2 separate regions of the Homo sapiens genome follow, and region 1 is linked to region 2. The links are chromatin contacts, found by Hi-C or POLR2A ChIA-PET in ENCODE. All regions are on one chromosome and are shown on one strand. The core of a region is the stretch at or near the end of the contact, and the rest is flanking DNA. Distances in the headings are between cores, read along the strand shown. Region 1 overlaps TTC1 (tetratricopeptide repeat domain 1). Region 2 overlaps TTC1 (tetratricopeptide repeat domain 1).

Region 1 (6,012 bases), core at 44-2,543, 43 kb before region 2:
TGCCTCCCTTTTCTTTCATTTCTTGTTTTCTTTTTGTTGTTGTTGTTTTCTGTTTGTTTATTTTGAGACAGAGTCTTGCCCTGTCGCCCAGACTGGAGTACAGTGGCATGATCTTGGTTCACTGCAACCTCTGCCTCCCAGGTTCAAGTGATTCTCCTGCCTCAGCCTCCCAAGTAGCTGGGATTACAGGTGCCCACCACCACACCCAGCTAATTTTTGTATTTTTAGTAGAGACGGAGTTTCACCATGTTGGCCAGGCTGGTCTCGAACTCCTGACCTCAAGTGATCCGCCCGCCCCAGCCTCCTTTTCTTTCATTTCTAATAGGCATCCTTTGGAACTAAGGTGGTCAGTTTTACCAACTTCTTAGAGTTACCACTGTTGAACTTAATGCTGTCTACAAACGATTAAATCAAATCCTAGAAGGAGCTTAGATTTCTGATCCCAAGTTTGTTTATTTTTATTTTTGTAGAGGCCCTTTCACTTGGCCTCCCAAAGTGCTGGGATTACAGGAATGAACCACCCTGCCTGGCCTGATGCTAAGTTTAAACCAGTGGAAATAAGGGTTGCTTGCTCTAAAACAGGGGTCGTCAACCCCCGGCCATGTACTGATACCAGTCTGTGGCCTGTAAGGAACCCAGCCACACAGCAGGAAGTGAGCAGCAGGCTAGTGAGCGAAGCTTCATCTGTATTTACAGCCACTTCCCATCGCTTGCATTACTGTCTGAGCTCCACCTCATGTCATATCCATGGTAGCATTAGATTCTCGTAGGCTTGTGAACCCTGTTGTGAATTGCACATGCAAGGGATCTGTGTTGCCTGCTCCTTACAAGAATCTAATGCCTGATAGTCTATCACTGTCTCTCATCACCCCCAGGTAGGACCGTCTAGTTGCAGGAAAACAAGCTTAGGGCTCCCACTGATTCTACATTATGGTGAATTGTATAACTATTTGATTATATATTACAGTTTAATAATTATAAAGTACACAATAAATGTAATGTGCTTGAATCATTATGAACACCCCCTTCCCCAAGACCCTAGTCCGTGGAAAAATAGTTCCCCACAAGAGCAGTCCCTGGTGCCAAAAAGGGTAGGGACCGCTGCTCTAAAACATTTGGAAGTTAGTGAGGTGTGTTTACATTATTTGCTGGCAGAAAAGTTAAAATGACGTTCAGTATTTCCTGTGTTTATTAAGAAAGGTCACTTTGTGTAGATCAGTGGTTTCCAGACTTTATTGTGTCTAAGCATCACAGGAAATGTATTAACCATGCACAGCCTGAGAAGTGTCTGACACCACACACCTGTGAGGCAACAACCAGGCATCTGTTTTGTTAGCAAGCCTCCCAGGTAATTTTGATATAGGAAGAACTGTGGCCACACCATGGGAAACAGATCCAGATGGACACAGATGACTAAGCTTCCAAAACAAGAAGTATTGACCTAACCCGTACATTGACTGCATCCAACATCGGAAGAACTGAATAGGAGGTTTTCTTTTACCTACATCCGTTGATCAAGGTCTAAAAACAACTTGTTGGGCCGAATTTAAGCAGTCCTGACATAGAAAATTTATTTCTGTTAAAGATTGAGTTTTGGGAAATAGAATTTTCTGATTTAAGAAACAAGGGACTATTTCCAAGATTAATTCCTCATAGATCAGTCATTTTTTTCCTCAGAAGGATAACACCTACTGAGAGGCAGGTTCTAACTGTGGCTTAGATCCAAAGATCCTCCCTCATGCCTCCCTAGAGGACCTGTAAAGGTGACTTGTGGAAAGAACAGATATGTCTTTATGTATGTAAAGCAAGTGATATCTGATTTCAAAGAAGACAAAACCAAAAGCTTATTTTTTTAATGATAAGGAATTCCCTTCAAAATAATTATAGAACTGATGTCCCTAGCCCTTCCAGTATTTGCATTCCAAGTGTAGTTTTCTTGTCCCACCTAGATAAGACTAAAGCAGAAAGTTTTGTTGCATGTGCCTCCACTTTCCAGCAGTTGAGCAAGTATGTACCTCTCTTTACGCTCTCTTTTACTCCAGCTATTGATCTCTGGGTACTGTGATCCCTGGGTACTGTGCTTGGCATAAAGTGTATGCCGTTTTATTTTGTAGCAATTACTTCACAAAACTGCAGAGGGCAGCAGAGAGCTGCTGATAGATTTATAATATGGACATAAGCTTGCCGGAGTGAGAGTCTTGGTTTTCCCCCTGTTTGTCTGTTGAGCACATGCTTACCATAGGATTATTTAAATATGAGATTATTTTTTAAATGTATTTCATGCAAGTTTTTAACTATTTAATAATGATAGATGGGGTATACACTTATAAGCTCAAAGTCAAGTGTGTTTATGTTGTATTCACTGACCTAAAGTAAAAGAAATACCCTACTCAGCCACTGCATTGTAGTCTGCTGAAGAGTGGTTTATTTATAAGGGACTAGAGAAGCACTTTCTAACATTTTGCCATGCTACCCAGGATTTTAAATTATATCAGTTGAAGTTCTCTAGCTTGGATTTTTGGGTTTTTTGGAGGGTGGTTTTTTTGTTGTCAATTAAAAAATTATATTCAAGCTACTTCTAATATTTTAAGAAAGTGAATCAATCCATTTGAAGCTCTTAGCACAATGTTTGGCACATAATAAGTATTATGAGTTTTAGCTCATTGAATGAGTTACACAGCCATGGAATCAGGCATCTAATATAGTATAGGTAATTAAGCAGATAGGGGTACTATGTTAGTAAATAGGAAATTACAAGGTAAGATTATAGCCAAGTCATGGATATTTGCTTTACAGGAAGACTCTTCACTTAGCAATAGTAGCATACCATTTCCATTTTTCATCCTAACTAGTATTTACAGTAATTTGTCTTCTTTATAGAATATCTTCTTTATGTAAAGAAGTTTATAATATTTAAATCCTTGATTTGCTAATTTTATTCAGAAAGGACACTTGTAATAGTTTCCACCTTTATTTCTTTGTTAGTTAAATGAAAATTAACCCACATATGCTACAGATTCGGGGTAATTCTAGAAATTGAGTTATTCATTCAGCAGACATTTGTTAGTACCTGCAATTAATAGACAAAATTGGCCGGGTGCAGTGGCTCACGCCTGTAATCCCAACACTTTGGGAGGCCGAGGTGGGCGGATCACCTGAGGTCAAGTTTAAGACCAGCCTGACCAACAAGGTGAAACCCCATCTCTACTAAAAATACAAAAAAAATAGCAGGGCCTGGTGGTGTGCGCCTATAATCCCAGCTACTCAGGAGGCTGAGGCAGGAGAATCACTTGAACCCGGTAGGCGGAGGTTGCAATGAACTGAGATTGCATCACTGCACTCCAGCCTGGGCAACAGAACAAAACACTGTCTCAAAAAAAAAAAAAAAATTAGGCAAAATTGGTTTTCTTTCTTTTTTTTTTTTTTGGAAATAGAGTTTTGCTCTGTTGCCCAGGCTGGAGTGCAGTGACGCAATCATGGCTCATTGTAACCTCTACCTCTGGGGCTCAAGTGATCCTTCCCCCTCAGCCTCCCAAATAGCTGGGACTACAGGCATAAGCCACCACGCCCAGCTAATTTTTTTTATTTTTAGGAGAGACACGGTCTTGCTGTGTTGCCCAGGCTGAAGTTTTCTTGAAGAATATGGTTTTCTCTGTCAAGAAACTTATAATTCAGCTAGGGAGACATGTAACTCTGCTTACCTTTTTATTTTAGGTAGTTTCGTGTTTTATCACGAAACAGATCCAGATGGACACAGGTGACTAAGCTTCCAAATACAAGGCTCAATGGGGACAAAGCCGTGTGCACAAGGCATGTCACATGTTGCCTAATCTTTCCACTCCTATGTGCTTCTTCTTGTGCTTCTTCTTTTTCTTCTTCTTTGCTGCCTTGCTGTCTTTTGATGTGTGCCTTGCCCTCTTGCCTGTATCATTCTCAGAGTCTGAGCTGTCAGAGTCAGATGACTTCCAATTCTTTTTCTTCTCCTCCTTTCTTTTTCTAGAAGGATTCCTTGTGGGGTCAGGCTTCTCAAACTCTGCTGACTTTGCCTCTTCCTTTTCCTCTTCCTCATCAGGTATCAGAGAGTATTTGGTCCCACCTGGTTGCATGAAACAATCTTTTGCAAAGTGGCCTTTACAGCCACACTTCTTGCAGGTAGTGTTCAATCAATATACTCTGGTTAGCATGTAAGTGTGGGGGGATGGGCAATGGGTAGAGCCTTCTCTGTGCTGTGTACATAGCACAGTGCCTACACATTCTGTGCCATAAGTATGTTGAAAAACTCTCATTACTGAGGTAGGGGTTTAATGTCCTTACTGGAGACTATATTTAGCTCTTGAAAGATAAAAATTATTTCCCAGGTGGAGAGTTCTATTTTAACTTTTTATTTTTGAAATAACATTTTTCAGAAAGTAGCAAAAAATAGATTCCAGCTTCCCTTAATTTTAACAGCTTACATATCCATAGTGCAGTTATCAAAACCAGGAAATAAACATTATTACAACACTATAAACTGCAGACCTTATTCAGATTTCATCACATTTTCCATGAACATCATCTTTTCTGTTCCAGGATCCACTGCATTTAGTTTTCATGTTGCCTTAGTTTTCTCTAGTTGATGACAGTTCCTTTATCTTTTTTAAGAGAGACAGAGTAGCCCAAGCTGGAGCACAGTGGCATAATGATAGCTTACTGCAGCCTCAAACTTACGGGCTCAAGTGATCCTCCTGCCTCAGCCTCCCTCATAGCTGGGAATACAGGGGCTTGCCATCACACCCAGCTAAATTTTTTTTTTTTTTTCAGGATATGGGGTTTTGCTTTGTTGCCCCGGTTGGTCTCAAACTCGTGCTCAAGTGATGCTACCACCTCAAGAGTAACAGTAATAATAATAGAACAGCCTAAGTCCTGTGGTCCAAGCCCTTGATTCAGTGAGGAAGAGGTTTGTTTTTGTTTTGTTTTGCTTTGTTTTTTTGAAACCAGGTCTTGCTCTGTCCCCCAGGCTGGGGTGCAGTGGCACGATTCCATAATTCCACTGTAGCCTCAAATTCCTGGGCTCCAGTGATCCTCCCACCTCAGCCTCCAGAGTAGCTGGGACTGCAGGCATGAGCCATCATGCCCAGCTAATTTTTGTATTTTTATTTTTATTTTTTTGTTTTGTTTGTTTTTGAGACGAAGTCTCACTCTGTCACCCAGGCTGAAGTGCAGTGGTGCAATCTCAGCCCACTGCAACCTCTGCCTCCCAGGTTCTGGTGATTCTCCTGCCTCAGCCTCCCAAGTAGCTGGGATTACAGGCGCCTGCCACCACACCTGGCTAATTTTTATATTTTTAATAGAGATGGGGTTTGACCATGTTGGCCAGGCTGGTCTCGAACTCCTGACCTCAGGCAATCCACCTGCCTTGGCCTCCCAAAGTGCTGGGATACAGGTATGAGCCACCGCACCTGGCCTAATTTTTGTTTTTTAGTAGAGACGGGGTTTTGCCATGTTGCCCATGCTGGTCTCAAACTCTTGAGCTCAAGCAATCCACCCTCCTTGGCCTCCCAAAGTGCTGGGATTACAGGTATGGGCTACCACACCAAGTGAGATTTATTTTTAACATAGGTCTCGAAATGACTATAGGTCAGAGCTCTGGAACTGAATAACATGTTTTGGAGCAGTGTCATCCCCTTTTCAAATGCCCTAGTTCTTGACACCAAGGGAATTAAAAGTGACTTTTTCTTTAGAACTATGAAGCATATAAGTTCTGTGAGTTCACCTTTTTGCAGCAGCTTCTGTGCATTACTCAGTTCTACTTCCTGCAAACAATTCTTTATTTCCACACCTGTGGAAGACAGTATGGTCTTGTAGTTAAGAGGATGAACTTTGTTGTTTTGTTTTGTTTTGCTTTGCTTTGCTTTGTTTTATTTAAAAGATAGGGTCTAGCTTCGTTGCCAGTGCAACTCCTGGGCTCAAGCGATTCTCCCACCTCAGTCCCTCAAGTACTTGGGACTATAGATGTGCACCACCTCACCTAAA
Region 2 (6,818 bases), core at 2,836-5,335:
GATCCTAATAGTTCAGGACATGTGGACATATTCAGGCTGAGTGATGGTGCCACCTGTGCTGTAGGTGGAAACAAGGAAACCTCATTGATTACTGTCCAGATAGGGAAGACAGAATTTGACAGCCAGTGGAAAGTGTGGCAGATAGGCTAGTTTGGCACATGATCCTATTTGGATACAAGGAAGCTGCTTTAGCCTCTGAGCACCCAACCTGACTCTAAACAGCAGGCAGAAAAACGTATGCATGTGCATATATTTAGGAGACTGAGCTCTCCTGAAGGCTGTTGCTTCTCTGTCATCGGCACAAACAGCAAAAGGTAAATTTTTCAGTCACCAAAAACTTGTTGATTCTACCATACTGTTTTGCCCTGTTCTTTGTGTTCCACTGACCACACTCTGGCTTCAGAGCCCATCTACCCAAGCATTGTAGAAATTTTAATGTTTGTTCAGTGAATAAATGGGCTCTTTCCCACAATGTGGGACTAACTTTCTGTCAGAACCACCCCCAGGGTCTCCCCTTCTGGTTCATTCTTCATTTTGCCACAGGATTACTAACCCTGAAAACTCAGTTCTCAAGCTGTCAGTGGCCTCCTGTGGCACGGGAACCGTAGGCTGACGGGCCTGGCTCAGGACAGCCTGGCAGGAGGCACCTGCCTGCCCCGCTTCAGCCCCATTGGACACACAGCTCGCCTGCCTATCTCTGTGCATTGGCTCACGCTGTTTGGGCTTGCACGGACAGCACCTCTGTCTCATATGGTTGCAGTCCTATGGCCTTTGGTGCCTGGTTCAAGTGTAAACTCTTAGACAAAGATAGACCAAATCTCTTCTTTCCTCCACCCCTTTCCTGTCTTCCTGCCCCAGCCAAAGGAATCTTCCCCTTCCTGACTCTCGTAGCATTTTATAACTCAGCTACATATGAATTTGGTTTTGTGTGTATGTCTTTTCTTCCTTGTCAAATTCTAAGCTTGTTTTGGTGTATAGACCATGTCATGTATCTTTGCATCTCTACCACACATAGCAAGGTGCCACACACATGTAATTAGTACATGTTGGTTGAATTAATCTATGTCAGGTGACCTTAGGTCTTCTCTAACGCAGAGACTATTTATTTGTGTGCCTTTTATTATGTGTCTACTACCTGCCAGGTATTATATATATGTAATCTCATTTAGAAAGCAGAATTTCGCATTTTCTTTTTTTTTTTCCCCCTTAAGTGATGGTCGGTGAAACTAATGTGAAATGTTATAAAGGCAGAGATACTGGAATTGAAGGAAAAAGAATAATTATCTATGTGTTAGTTTGGGTCATCCAAAAAACAGATGCCAAGATAGGATTAAAAGTACAAGAGATTTACTGGGGGAAACACCTGCAAGGGAAAATGGGGCTGGGAGCTGGAGGCTGTTGGCAGAGTTGGCAGACCCCTGTGGAGGAGGAAAGGCCGGGGGAGCGGGGAAGTTTTCCACTGGAGTGTGGTGCTGAGAAAGTTTCAGCAAAGCCATTGGGGAGCCAGTGCTGCCCCTCAGACGAGTCCCTCCCATGCTCAGGCATTGGCTGGAAGCAGCAGGTGGGAAGGGTGGCCTCTGCATGAATGTGCTGATGGATTTTAGAGTGCAGCCACTCTGTCCCCTGCATTTGGAGAAATACATCTTCATGACTGCCACACCATAGAATCAACCAAGCTAAAAGTTCAAAGGTGGCTTGTGGCACACAGGCCCTTTAGCCAGTTAGGCAAAACGAGGGCCTGGGAAAGAGAATTCTTCCTCTCGTCGGCAGTTTGAATATTTGCAGTCTTAGCTTGGAATGGTCTTTCTGCACTAGAGGGAAACCTCCTTTAGTGCAGACCAGCCTAAAGCCAAGCCATTGCTGCCTGAGGAAGCTGCCATCTCTGGAGCACGGTGACATGCCACCACCCTGGACCTATTCCCATCCCCCGGAGCACTGTGGCATGTAGCCTCTTCGTGCCACTGCAAGGTCAGAAAGCACCTCTGGGCACACCTCCGTCTTTTGGGTCTGCCTCCCCACTAGACTGAGCATTGTGCATAGAAGCTACTTTTATTCTTTACATCCCAGTGGCTTACATGATAGATGCCAAGTAAAATTTCCAGTTTGTACTTTAAATTGTTTTTCTGGCACTGGAGATGGGCTTGCAGTGATCCCTCCATCCATGTAATGGCCCTGGGCTCAGTGGACCATCCAGAGTAGGCTTCTCCACCATGGAGCTGCCCCTCCTCAGGAGTCTGATGTGAGTGGCTCTTGATACTCATTCTCACTTCACTCACTCCATATCACAAGAGCCAAGGATTTCCCAGTACCAACATTTTCTTGGGCTGCTTTTGATGGTTTTTTTTTTCCCCCTTCCTGTCCTCTTTTTCCAACCCCAGAACAAACTGCCAGCGTTCCTGGTTGGTGTTGCTAACTCAGGTCACCCTGAGGCTGCCCTGTCTTTCTCTTGCTTGTTGTGAGCCCCTCCCTCTACGCCCATGTGCCCGAGGCTGTGCCGCTGCCTTGTGCAGGCACCCAGGGTTTATGCCAGTGATTTCCTGACACAAGCAGCAGCACAGAACGTGTGTGTCCCAGGTTTAGGTTTGGGAGGCCTGCCTGGAGAACAGCCATCCCAGGTTCTGGGAGCTTTCTCAATTTACTGTTTTATCCAAAGATGGGTTGGCCTTTCTCTGGACATAGTGAGCTTCCTTGGGCTAGTTCTTAAGCCTGAGACTAAAAGTTCTCACCATGAGTTATTAGGGAGGCCTGTAAAATGTAAAGGCCATGCGTTTTTTTTGCTCTGTTACCCAGGCTGGAGTGCAATGGTATGATCATGGCTCACTGCAGCCCTGAACTCCTTGGGCTCAAGCAATCCTCCTAACTCAGCCTCTGCATAGCTGTGACAACAGGTGTGTGCCACCACACCTAGCTAATTTTTAAATTTTTGTAGATACAGGGTCTCCCTATGTTGCCCAGGCTGGTCTCAAACTCCTAGGCTCACATGATCCTCCTGCCTCAGCCTCCCAAAGTGCTGGGATTACAGGTGTGAGCCACTGCACCCAGCCAAGGCCATGCACCTTTAAGTTCTTTACCTGGGCTTTACTCTAAGATGGGAGGCCTCAGAGTGAGAAAAGCTGCTAAGAAGTGGGAAGGAGCCTGTACCTCTGGTGATTAGGGATTTCTCTTTTCGTCCACCCCCATTCTCACCTCCACTGGAAGTAGACCTGTAAGAAAAATTAAAGCAGTTTAGAAAGGGTTGAAACTGTTTATTCACCCATCCCTGCCAAAATTTTCTGGAACATTCCTAGTTTCAGATGTTCCTTATATCTTAAAACAGCATAAGAACTGTTTTTTGTTTTTAAAAAAAAAATTTGTAGAGATAGAGTCTCACTGCGTTGCTCGGGCTGGTCTTGAACTCCTGGGCTCAAACCCTCCTCTTGCCTCAGCTTCCCAAAGTGCTGGGAATACAGGCATGAGTCACCATGCTTGGCAAGAACCGCTGGCTATAGACCATGACTTTTTTTTTTTTTTTTTTTTGAGACGGAGTCTCACTCTGTCACCCAGGCTGGAGTGCAGTGGCGCAATCTCAGCTCACTGCAACCTCTGCCTCCCAGGTGCAAACGATTGTCCTGCCTCAGCCTCCCTAGTAGCTGGGACTGTAGGCGTATGCCACCACCCTCAGCTGATTTTTGTATTTTTTGTAGAGATAGGGTTTCATCATGTTGGCCAGGCTGGTCTCGAACTCCTGACCTCAGGTGATCCACCCATCTCGGCCTCCCAAAGTGCTGGGATTACAGGCGTGAGCCACCACGCCCATCCTATATACCTCACCCAAGTCGTGTAAATAAAGCCTGAAACTTGGGAAGAGGAGGCTGGACTATTGAGGTCTTATTGAGGTTGCTGTGCAAATCAAGATGATCCCATTTCTAAGAAATGGCTAGTCTGGTATAGAAGCTAAGGATTTGTTTAGGAAAGCAGGAAGCTCTTGAATATGAATCCAAGCTCAGTGGAAATGGGCTGAGTTGAATTACATTTAGCAGGTGGCTGCTGCCGTTCTAGAGAGAAGAGACTTGGAGGGACCTCTGCCCTCACTACCAGGCAGACCTGGCTTGGCAGGGTGCCTTGAGCCTCACTGGAACAGCAGTTGGTTTTCCCAGAACTCACCCCAGAAGCCTGTGTCCTCTGATAGCACTGGCCAGTTAGGACAGGAGGCTTTGATTCCCAGAGAGAGCCAGCAGGACTCCACTCTCATCTATGCAAGCACAGGCTGAGGGTGGATGGCATTAAAGTGACTGCACTGCTGAGTGGGGAATAGGGGCTGGGAACTCTCCTGGAAGCTTTCATCATATTAAAAGTAGGCATTTCTTTAACTGCAAAGAGATACTTTTATATTTTGTACTCAGTGGTAAGGCAAGATTAATTGGTACCTTCCTGCTTCTGTTCATTCCTGTATTCATTTGAGTTTTTGCTTTTACATTACAGGTAAATTAAAAGATCTTGGGAACTTGGTTCTCCGACCTTTTGGGCTCTCCACGGAAAATTTCCAGATCAAACAGGATTCCTCTACCGGCTCGTACTCCATCAATTTCGTTCAAAATCCAAATAATAACAGATAACAAAGATAACAAAAGCTTTACAAGCTGACTTGGAATTGTGTGCTGCTTGCTGTTAGCTAGGGGAAAGGCCCTGCCAATGTTTAACTTTTAAAAGCATCTTATCTAAAAGAAAGGCTATCCAGTAGAGCCCAGTGCTCCCTTGTCCCTCTTTTATGATCAGGGTGAAATGTACTTCCTGATGTAATGAACCTAATTTGATTTCCATTTTAAGGTGGTGTCTGTGCAGCTGGTGTCCCCGATTCTGGCTGTCCTATGTCCAGGAAGAAGCCCATTTGTTGAGGCTGACCTTCCTGATCATACACACACACAGCCCAGCAAAAGCCTCTCCTGAACCAAACAAACCTGTTGGTTGGGAGACTGCCCAGACATGATTGATGACGGGTTCCCGCCTGCTGTCCCCTCCCTGATCACACAGCTAACGAGGCTGCCTCCAGCATTTCCTGATTTCCTCTGTGGTAATAAAAGCTTTCTGTGCTTAGGTCTGGGTTAGGTTGTGAATTTTGTCACGTAACGACAACTAAGGCAGAAGCCTTCTCTGGCTTTGGGAGCAGTGTTGGTTTCAAGCAGGGTTACTGATTCCAGATTCCACAGATCTGCCCAAAGTTTTTGTTGCCTTGAAGATTTATCTTGAAGAGTTGACCATTCTACCATGTACTAGAATTCAGAAAGTCCACCTTACAAGCTATCTTGGGCCCCTCCAGGTTTGTATAGATAATTATAAATCTGTGTTTGACCAAATGTTAATATTTTTAACTTAAAATAGCTTCATTGAGGAATGGTAGTATATGAACCCCAGAACAAAACCATATTCTTTTAAACTACATGAACCTAGAGGTGTCAAAGATAGAATTTTTTTGTGCTCATCAGTTGATGCTAGTGAGAAGCTTGCAGTTGCTCTGGTTTGAGTCTCAAAAGCTTGACATGCAAGTTTCATCTTGGATGTAAATTACACATATAATTCTGTAAGTGACATGCAGTAGTCAGTCATACTCCCAGTGTTAAGGACTATGTGGTTCTTCTCATCTGTTCCTAAAAGCTTTTTATCTTTTTTCTTCTTTTGGTCAAAGTGAACCTCAGAAGAAACTGTTAAATCTGGCATCCAATTTTCCTGAAAATGTGTGTGTGAAAAATCACACAAGTTGTATGGAAACCGTGTGGAATGCTGGATGGTCTGGTAGTCAGTGTTCGGTGCTTCCTGTGCAGCCAGCATTATGCTAGAAAGTGGTTCTCATTTTTTTTTTTTTTTTTTTGAGGGGGGTCTCGCTCTGTCACCCAGGCTGGAGTGCAGTGGCGCAATCTTGGCTCACTACAACCTCTGCCTCCCAGGCTCAAGCAATTCTCCTGCCTCAGCCTCCAGAGTAGCTGGGATTACAGGCATGCACCACCACACCTGGCTAATTTTTTGTATTTTTAGTAGAGACAGAGTTTCACCATGTTAGCCAGGCTGGTCTTGAACTCCCGGCCTCAAGATGATCCACCCACCTTGGCTTTGGATTACAGGCGTGAGCCACCGTGCCCAAACTTTTATTTCAGCAGCCCTTCATAGTCTGGAAAAAAAAATTTTAAGAGCATTTCCATTTATGTGCATTCTATCAATATTTAGTATATTAAAAATTAAGATAGAAAGTGTTAAAGTAATCCCTTTGAAAAATAACATGTTTCCTGTTACTATAAATACTTTTATGTCAGGCCAGGAACGATGGATGGTTTATACCTGTAATCACAGTACTTTGGGAGGCCAACGCAGGAGTATTGCTTGAGGCCAGAGATCCAGACCAGCCTGAGCAACATAGCAAGGTTCCATCTCTACAAAAAAAAGTTTAAAAAAAAAAATTAGCTAGGCGTAGCGGCTTCATGCTACTTGGGAGGCTGAGGCAGGAGGATTGATTGCTTGAGCCCAGGGGTTCAAGGCTGCAGTGAGCTATGATCCCACTGCTGCTCTTCATCCTGGGTGACAGCGAGACCTTGTCTCTAAAAAAAAGTTTTACTGAAATTTTTACAATTTTTATGGAAAAATCTTCCAACTCAAAGACACATTTTAGTGAGAAGAATGACATTTTTGCACATCTCTTTAATGCATGGCTTGATAGAGAACAGCAAGAGTCTCACATCTCTTATATTCAGTTTGTCCTGAGATCACAGTGCAGTCACTGACAAGATAACAGTGAAAAAAATAGACTCTTTAATTTTGTATTATGAAAACAGTTTTCATAAGACAAAATT

Evidence for each region. Hi-C counts contacts between places; a loop is a spot of excess contacts on that map. ChIA-PET counts read pairs that join two places held with the same protein, here RNA polymerase II (POLR2A). Pooled maps may share reads with other maps.
Region 1: a map of Caco-2 shows a loop between it and region 2 (4-fold over the local background). The contact joins two enhancer-like sites. A Hi-C loop is called at or near these places in 5 of 168 maps with a recorded cell type or tissue (Caco-2, IMR-90, breast epithelium and 2 more) and 3 of 50 pooled maps. POLR2A ChIA-PET finds 5 or more read pairs at or near these places in 9 of 52 experiments (A673, CD8-positive, alpha-beta memory T cell, GM10248 and 6 more).

The regions. Positions count from the first base shown.
Region 1 is chr5:160,019,883-160,025,894 of GRCh38, forward strand. The region is part of intron 2 of TTC1 (tetratricopeptide repeat domain 1); the gene reads left to right. It overlaps LOC124901124 (a long non-coding RNA gene), which reads left to right. Exons shown (of 2, transcript XR_007059025.1): 2 at 3,715-6,012. Among named protein-coding and RNA genes, the nearest start is that of TTC1, 14 kb to the left of the region's middle. Within about 2 kb of position 1,294, at least 3 of the 41 ENCODE cell types and tissues checked have a DNase peak (open chromatin) inside an H3K27ac peak, as active enhancers do.
Region 2 is chr5:160,060,471-160,067,288 of GRCh38, forward strand. TTC1 (tetratricopeptide repeat domain 1) reads left to right here. Exons shown (of 8, transcript NM_003314.3): 8 at 4,462-5,073. The coding sequence ends at 4,595. It also overlaps a transcript of PWWP2A not described here. Among named protein-coding and RNA genes, the nearest start is that of TTC1, 55 kb to the left of the region's middle. RefSeq lists an enhancer at 132-643. Within about 2 kb of position 4,086, at least 11 of the 41 ENCODE cell types and tissues checked have a DNase peak (open chromatin) inside an H3K27ac peak, as active enhancers do.